3 separate regions of the Homo sapiens genome follow, and all the other regions are linked to region 2. Evidence: chromatin contacts called from ENCODE Hi-C data. All regions are on one chromosome and are shown on one strand. The core of a region is the stretch at or near the end of the contact, and the rest is flanking DNA. Distances in the headings are between cores, read along the strand shown.

Region 1 (2,814 bases), core at 270-2,769, 280 kb before region 2:
TATCTATAACTCTTGTTTTCTAACAATGAGAGAACTGGTCTGTTATCCTCAGTATGTTTACTTATCTGGTCAATCCTCCTATATGTAACCAAGTTCTTGGACCCATCAGGCTGCCACCCACTCAGTTACTTTCCTCACATGGCATTCAACCTCTGCCAGGCCCTATTCCCTGTTTGGCTTGCATAAATGCTTTTCTTTTTAAAAATAATTTGAACAAATTATAAATTACCATAAAATTAACTCACTTTTTAGTATATGATTCAAAGATTTTCAAGTGAATTTATAGAGTTGTGTAACCTCCACCACAATTCAGTTTTAGGTACTTCCATCATCCTCAACAAACTTCCCAGTGTCCATTTGCAGCCAGTTCCCATCCCCAGGCAACCCTGATCTGCCTCTTCTAGAAATTTTATATAAAGGGAATTATATGCCTTTTTGGCATATGACTGACTTCACTCAGCATAATGTTTTTGAAGTTCATCCATGTTGTAACATGTATAAGTAGTTCATTCTCATTGCTACATTATATTTCATTTCATGGATATATCACACTTTGTTTAGCCATTTACCAATCGATAGACTGGATTTGGATTATTGCAAGCTTGGGGCTACTGTGTATAATGCCACTATGAACATTTACGTACAGGTCTTTGTGTAGGCACGTATTTTCGTTTATCTTGAGTAGTGCTGTAGGCAGAATAATGGGCTCCCAGAGATGTCCAGGTTGCTAATCAGCTGACCTTAAGAAAGCAAGATTATCCTGGATTATCTGGGCAGGCCTTGTATAATCACAAGAGTCCTTAAAAGTGGAAGAGCCAGAAGAGGAGGTCAGAGTGAAACAATGTGAGACGGACTCAATATGCTGCTGCTGGCTTTGAAGATGAAGGTTATGAGTCGAGGAATTGTGGGCAAGCTCTGAAAGCTGGAAAAGGGAAGGAAAAATATTCTCCCTAAAGCCTAGGGAAAGGAACGTAGCCCTGCCAACACCTTGATTTTAGCCCAGTGAGATCCTTTTGGACTCTAACCTCCAAAAGTGTAAGATAATAAATTTGCATTGTTTTAAACCACTAAGTTTGTGGTAATTTGTTACAGCAACGATAGAAAACCAATACAGGTAGATACCTAAAAGTGTATATTGGTTGGATAGTAAATTTATGTTTAACTTTTTAAGAATCAGCCAAGCTGTTTTTCAAAGTGGTTGTGCCATTTTATATTTGTATGAAATGTATGATCTTGCTCAGTTTCTAGAGCCTTTCAGGTGATTTTTACTGATTTTCTCCAGTTTTATCATTGCTTTTGGGGGAGAGGATTTTTCAAACTTCTCATTCCACCATACCAGAACCCAATGATTTTTTGATTAAATTATCTACAGAAAAGAGGAGGAAAAGAGGGAGGAAGCGGGGAAAGGTCAAATGTTTGTGTTGACTTACTGGCAATACTGGAGGGCAACAGATTTCAAGGGTTCAATCACCTGCCCGTGTCTTATTAGCTGTATGACCCTGGCTGGGCAAGTTGCCCCACTTCGGCGAGACTGTTTCCTCACTATAAAATAGTACTGGCAATTATAGGATCTGCCTCCTAGGTTTGTGATGAGGATTAGATAATACAGTCAAAGTACATAGTCAGTGCTTGGCCCCTAAGAGCTCTCAACTGTTGACAATGTTTTTAATGGTAAGGGCAACAAGAACAGGTTAAATTTTGTAATATCCTGTTCTATTTAAGTAAAAGATGTGTAATTGGAAAAACCACAGAGTATGCGTTCCTAGAAATGTAAACAGCTGTCTTGCCTGGCATATTTTTCAACTCACTCATTCACTTCAGGCACCTAAAATCTAACTACAGAATTTTACAAGTCATCTGTTGCCAATGACTATCCATACACCACCATGTCCTTCCATCAATAACAACCCTATACAATTGTATATGATTTATACTTTTTAAACATCTTTTCAGTATATATTTTCACAAGGTCTTCATCCCAGTGGATAGATAAACCAAGAATTCTCTCATTTGACAGATTAAGGAAACTGAGGACCAGAGGTGTCAAGTGATTCACTCGAGGTTCTACAGCAAGGAGGTGGCAGAGCTGCTTCCATTTCCTCCTCTTCATTGCATGTCACTGGTTTCTGCCCACGGGCATGGTTTCCTCCTCTCTCTCACTGACATCATTCATGTTTGTTCATTGAATGTGGAAAAGATTAGCTTTCATCCAATTCAAAGATGCTAATAACACACTTAATGTCTATGAACACATACTGATTTTATTATAATCCTGCTCCTCTTGCTGGAAGCAGCCATGCCTGGCTTGGTGGAGATTCAAGACTCACCATTACAAAGAGTAAGCTATGCTTAGGTTAAATTGGCGTTTGTTCTGAGCCCAGTGGCATTTTTAATGCATTTATAAAAATGGAAATGAGTCAAGGTACCCAAGGCCGATTAAACAGGCAAGTCAAACACCCAAAGAGCCCACAGCAAAGGCTTTGCCTGCAGATTCACAGCCCTGCCAACAGCTCCCATGCTCAGTCCTTCCGAAGGGCTCGCCTCCCAGCACAAAGCCCTATCAGGCCTGCCATCTTAGACAAATCTTCACAATGGCCTTACAGCTTCAGTCCTGTCCCTCTCACATTTCACAGATGAGGAAGCAGAGACTCAGAGAGGTTAACTGACTTCCTAAGACACACAGCTGGCAAGTGGAGTCAGGTCTCAAAATTCTTTGAACTTCTCATGCTGCTCCCGTGTTCACTGATAAAGAGACCCCCTCCTCCTGCCCATTCCTTGCTAAGCCCCCTCTGATCCAAAGAGCACAGTGTACAG
Region 2 (2,700 bases), core at 125-2,624:
GTTCTCGCCAGGGCTGGGGACTTCGAGGCGGCCGAGACGGGAGTTGATTCTAGGCGAAACAAGTCATTTGAGGCCTGAGGTGTGCACGAGCCGCCCGGGACTCGCAGGCCAGATGCGTTTCTTTTGTGAGGCCGAGGGAGAACTCGGTGTGTCACCGGGGAAGGAGGGAGAGGCGCGGCGAGGCCGCGGGGGGCGGGGAGGCGGCGGGAAGGTGGCTGCGGAGGGGGAGGGCGCGGGCGAGGCAGGGAGGGAGGGAGGGCGGCAGTGAGGGCGCGGCGGCGCGGGCGGCTTGGGGCTGGATTCCGCCCGCGCTCCCTCGCTCGCTCGCTCCCTCCCCAGCCCCCTCCCACCCAGGCCCACCCCACCCAGCACCCCTGGCGCAGGGACTGCTGGAACCTGGCTGTGCGCGCTGTCGCTTTAAGACAGACTCTGCCGGCGCCGTCCGGAGCCTTAGAAACCGGCCCCGGATCGCGAGCCGGAGCCGGAGCCGGAGCCGGGGCCGGCCGGGCTGCTGAGGCCCGAGCGGCAGGAGCGCAGCGCGGAGCGCTGAGCCAGGCGCCCAGTCGCGAGAAGCTGCCGCCGCCTCTGCCCGCCCGGCGCCGCAGCCCCGGGCGGTCCATGGGGCGGGCACGGCGTCGCTGCAGGCGCCGGCAGCCCTGGAGGGCAGCCGCTTAGGCGCTGCGCTCTTGTCCCCGCAGGTCGCAGCCAGGGCGGCGGGGCGCGCCCAGCCCCGGCCCCTGGAGCGCCCGCCGCGGTCCCCACCTCCATGGACGCCTTCAAGGGGGGCATGAGCCTGGAGCGGCTGCCGGAGGGGCTCCGGCCGCCGCCGCCGCCACCCCATGACATGGGGCCCGCCTTCCACCTGGCCCGGCCCGCCGACCCCCGCGAGCCGCTCGAGAACTCCGCCAGCGAGTCGTCTGACACGGAGCTGCCAGGTAAGCGCCGTTCCCCGCGCGGCGCGCACAGAGCCTACCCGGGCGCGGAGCACGGGGAGCTGGGAGCAGGGCCTGACGCCCGCGCCGCGCAACCAAGCTCCCTCTCCGCCCCAGAAGCGTCAGGAGCTTTCTTTTTCCCGTTCTCGACCTGACGGTGAACGCGGAAACTTACGCACACGCGAAGGCACTTCCACGCGGTCCCCACGCGCCAAGAGACTGGCAGATGCACGAGCCTACAGCTGGAGGGTTGGACTGACAGCCCCTCTTGATCAGGAGTAAATAGAACGGGAAAGAATTTGATTTGCGCAACTGGGCGCTAAGGAGCGGCTCGGACGAAGGGAGAGGAGGAGACCGAGAAAGGAAGAGGGGTGACGGGCGAGAGAACGCACTCAGAGAGACAGAGAGGGAGGTTAACACCGTGACAGTAGGCGACAGAATGAAAGAGACCAAAGAGAAGGGGCGGGCGGGAAGGGTAAACGGGGGGAGAGGGGTCATCAAGTAGAAGGGAGACACAGAGGACGGTGAGGGCGAGCGGGCCAACAGGCGCGGCCGGACTCCCAGCAAGGCCAGCCGGAACGCCGATCAAGGGATCCGGCCCACGTGCGCGGCCGAAGCCCGGAGCAGCCCGGCTCTGGCCCCCGCCCCGGCTCCTGCGCGTCTCCCTCCGCGCTGCCTTTTTTTGTCCGAGCTGGAGCTTTTTTCCAGCAGCGAACTGGGCCCGCGGGTGGCCGGCGCGGGCAGTGGGGCAGCGAATCCGCTGCCCAGCGCAGCCGGCCGGGTTCCGGAGGGGCTCCGAGCTCCCCGGTGTGGGCGCCTCTTCTGCGTTCATTTCTTAATACACAGCTGAATGTTTCTCTCCACTTTCTTAGTATCTGTTTCTCTTTTGCATCCCTAAGTGATTTTTCTGAGAGGTTGTTTGCTTGGTTAAAACATAATCAACGCTGAACTCTACTTTTGTTTTCAAAAGTTTTAAGCGCGGTCTTTGGTTGGTTTTATTTTTAAAACCTAGAGAGATATATAATCGTATATTGATTTTTTTGAACCAAATCTATGAGGATGAATTAATTTTAACTGTATCTTTCGATTCTGAAAGAATTAACGTACGAAGTGTAGGTCTGGAATTTAAAATATCTACATGCAACATTATTCTTCCGGAGATTTTAAAAAGTCAATCCAAAATGGCGCGTTTCTCCGGAATTTTCTCAAAATCCATTTACAGTGGTGTTATTTGGGGAATTTAAATTATCTAACTATAATGTGTTTCTCTGGGATTTAAAAATTATCTCTACAAGGGCCTTATTGGGAAGGAGTTAAAAATCTATCTACAACGGTACATTATTTTTTTAAATCCCAGAGAAATAAATGCTTCTGTCAACCTGGAGTTTATACACTTACAGCTCTGTATTTAGTTAGGGGTGTGTTTGTACGGAGCTTTCTGGCTTCTTAATTTACATTTGCTCTGTGTTTCTTCCTGTCTGATTTTGAGAATTTGTGGCCCTTTCAGTGTCTTTAGGCATAGAGCTGTGAGCTTTTCTGGGCTTCTGTGTTTTGTTTTTAAACTCTTTTTCTTTATGTATTAATGTTTCTATGACTGCGTGTGTTTTGTGTAGCTTCAAAGAGAGACAGACTAAAGCCCGAGGTCACCTAGACAGAGTCTGTCTGTCTGGGCTGCAGTTGGTGGGGTTTTCTAGGCTTTGGGACTGGAGGCCTGGAAGCAAGGCCGAGAACCCGGCTGTGTTGTGCCTGCCCAGTGGGGCTCCCATAC
Region 3 (2,700 bases), core at 46-2,545, 460 kb before region 2:
CTAAAATGCTTAGTGAACTTTCAATCTTCAAATATCCTTTGACCACGTAAAAAAAGAAAGAAAGTAAACCTGCACTGTCAGAGGCACCTCTTGAGCATTGCCAGCCAGTGGCTGGCCCAGGGCCTCTCCAGAAGGCAGGAAGGGAGAAGTGGTTCAAGCCTCTGCATCTTTTACCCCTAAAGGAGGCAAGGGAAGGACAGGGAGGCTTGAACCACTGGCCATGTCAAGCATGGTGGGCTGGGGGGCAATGACTTGTGCCTGTGCAGCTCCACACAAAGGAAGTCTTAATGATGAATCAGGGCAGCAGGGTAAATATTTAGAAAGAGAAGCCTCTCCTTGGAGGGCCAGCCTTTGTCTTCTTGTTCGAACTGAAAGGACTTGGTCGAAAAGGGGTCTGTTACAATGGGATGGGAAACAGGGAGTAGCCACAGCCAGCACAATGCTGTGGCCTAAATGATGGAGGGACTAGCGGTATGTGGAGAGCTGAAACAATAACCAGAGATAGGAAGCCTCTGCCGGGATTCTCCAGGGCACCGCCCAGGGACCTTCACACATGATGCTTTAAGCCCTGGCTTCAGCTCCTGGCAGGGCTTGGTGGTGTGCCCGGGATATTCTCCATTTATCTGTCTCTAAAAGCGAATATTCTCAAGGCTCCAGAGGACAGAGAGGGCTATGCACTGACTCCTCAGTCCTTCCCCAAGCCCATCTTTCCAGCCTCATGATCTGCTCTCCTCTCTTCAGTTAAGCCACCCCTGTGGAGCCTGTTTCTCAAACATGGCTCCAGGCTTTCCCCTCACAGCTGCCAGCAACTCTGGGTGGTTAAATTCCTCCCATTCCTGACTCTTCACCTCAAGATGTTCAGGACCTGGTTCTTAGAGAGAAAACCTTTTAAGCCTCTTCTTGGTAAGAGGCCATTAAGGTCTCTTCTGAAAGAAAACATAAAGATTTGTTTCAGAAATAAAGGGAATCATGGATTAAGTTCCACCTGTGTGTGATAGTCGGGAAGAGAAAGCCGTGCCTGCCCTGGCCTGCTTGGGCCTCTGTCTTGGCAGACACCAACGTTAATGGCCACTGCTAACAGGAGCTGCTCTAACTCACAAAAGGGAAACAGATTTCAAGTCTTGAAGCCTGAATCAGCCAAAACTACTCATTTCTTGAAACAGGCTTTGTTTTGTAATAGCCTCATCATGACTCATCATCAAGAAATAGGGCACTGGTAAGACCTTCCCTGGCACTCTGGTCTCCCTACAGAGGTCCCAGCCAGGGAGAACCATGCCTGAGTGCAGCGCAGCTTATGGAAAAGGTAAATACACACGCAGCAGAACACACTGCGGCCTTGGGCTGCCTCATTTTTCGTTGTATGAGAACCAGTTTTGTTGCTGGTGGCCCTCCATGGAAGCTGTGGTTTCTGATTTGATAAGCATTCGTACGAGCCATGCTCTGCTCCTGTAGGACAACATAAAAAGTGAGGAAACTAACATGGTAGCATTCACGGACCACTCGCCCCACCTGACATTAAACGTTCATTAGAACACAGGGCTAGAAGGACACCAGAGGCTTCCCACACCAGTTTCCTGCTTCATTTCCAGGAGTCTGCACTTCTTGGCACTCTGGAACAATCTATGGCCCTCCTGCCCACACACAGAGTTGGTGCCCATTCTGCCTGAGGAGGTGGAAATTTGTCCCAAATGGGGCCAGCCACCATCCATTCACCCATCAAAGTGACACCAGTTTATTGTGGGGTTATTGCCACTAGCCAGCTATATATAATCTAGGTGAAATGATAAATCCAGGCACCTGTATCTCATCACTGAAGATACAGGGCCATCGACACTGCCAGGCCAGCATATATATAAGACCAACCAATGTCCTCTATAGAGTTTGAGTCCACAGCAATTGGCAGAGTATGCACTGCTCAGATTGCTCCTGAGTGTCCTGTCTGCAGTCATTCCAGACCTCAGACCACCATTACAAGGGATAAGACATGCTTACTTGTCCCTTAGTGTCAGGGGCACAAAGGGTATCCAGCCCACTCTGAAGTGGGCTGGAAAGTGAAAAATGGGCAGCTGGATGTTGGCTGGAATGAGGGCACTAAATGAAAGCTTTAGAGGGACATGCCACATTTCTAAGGCAGCCACTGGGGCAGGGAGAATTAAGGTCAACAACATATGCTGACATTCATGTAATAAACCAGGACATACAGGTACCAAGTAGGGCCCCAGCATGAAAAAGATCAAAATCCAGATGACTTTTCCCATGATCCTAGGTGGCTTGTGAACAATAGTTGCAACACCACGGTTCAGCCTGCTTCCTCAAAGGTCCAGTAGCCCTAACCAGCAACAAGTGTTGCCTGAACACTACTTCATGCTCCAGCCCTACCCGCAGGAGCCCAGTTTCATCAACCACACAACCATGCCAGATGGGTGTGTACATAAGTACAAACCGCAATGATGGAGAAGAAAGTGGGGAGGTCGCCTGGTTTGGGTAGGGGGTATAGCTAGGGAAGGTAGACAAACATTCAACTCTGGGTTTCCTGTGACCTCACAGCCTCCTGAAGCAGCCCTACTCATGGCCTTGAAGCTCCCTCTCCCAGTACCTCTTCGGGGTACTAAGGCTCCCCTCTTAGCTCCAGGCATTCTTGAGAGCAGAGGGCACTTCCCGTGGTTCCCCTAGGCTGCCTCTCTGGCAGGTTAGGAAATT

The links. A loop is a pair of places that touch in the nucleus more often than their neighbours do. Pooled maps may share reads with other maps.
Region 1: a loop to region 2 is called in a map of A673, with 4 times the contacts of the local background. The contact joins the enhancer-like site here to the promoter of PITX1-AS1 in region 2. A Hi-C loop is called at or near these places in 4 of 168 maps with a recorded cell type or tissue (A673, Caco-2, adrenal gland and 1 more) and 2 of 50 pooled maps.
Region 3: a map of naive thymus-derived CD4-positive, alpha-beta T cell shows a loop between it and region 2 (7-fold over the local background). The contact joins the enhancer-like site here to the promoter of PITX1-AS1 in region 2. A Hi-C loop is called at or near these places in 1 of 168 maps with a recorded cell type or tissue (naive thymus-derived CD4-positive, alpha-beta T cell), 2 of 37 single-sample maps with no recorded cell type and 8 of 50 pooled maps.

Annotation. Positions count from the first base shown.
Region 1 is chr5:135,309,461-135,312,274 of GRCh38, reverse strand. All of the region lies in intron 3 of PITX1-AS1 (PITX1 antisense RNA 1), which reads right to left. Among named protein-coding and RNA genes, the nearest start is that of LINC02900, 63 kb to the right of the region's middle. Within about 2 kb of position 1,519, at least 2 of the 41 ENCODE cell types and tissues checked have a DNase peak (open chromatin) inside an H3K27ac peak, as active enhancers do.
Region 2 is chr5:135,031,948-135,034,647 of GRCh38, reverse strand. PITX1-AS1 (PITX1 antisense RNA 1) reads right to left here and starts at 1,374. Exons shown (of 6, transcript NR_161235.1): 1 at 1,108-1,374. It overlaps PITX1 (paired like homeodomain 1), which reads left to right and starts at 420. Exons shown (of 3, transcript NM_002653.5): 1 at 420-935. The coding sequence starts at 767. RefSeq lists an enhancer at 904-1,536.
Region 3 is chr5:135,492,091-135,494,790 of GRCh38, reverse strand. No RefSeq gene overlaps it. Among named protein-coding and RNA genes, the nearest start is that of TIFAB, 41 kb to the right of the region's middle. Within about 2 kb of position 1,295, at least 3 of the 41 ENCODE cell types and tissues checked have a DNase peak (open chromatin) inside an H3K27ac peak, as active enhancers do.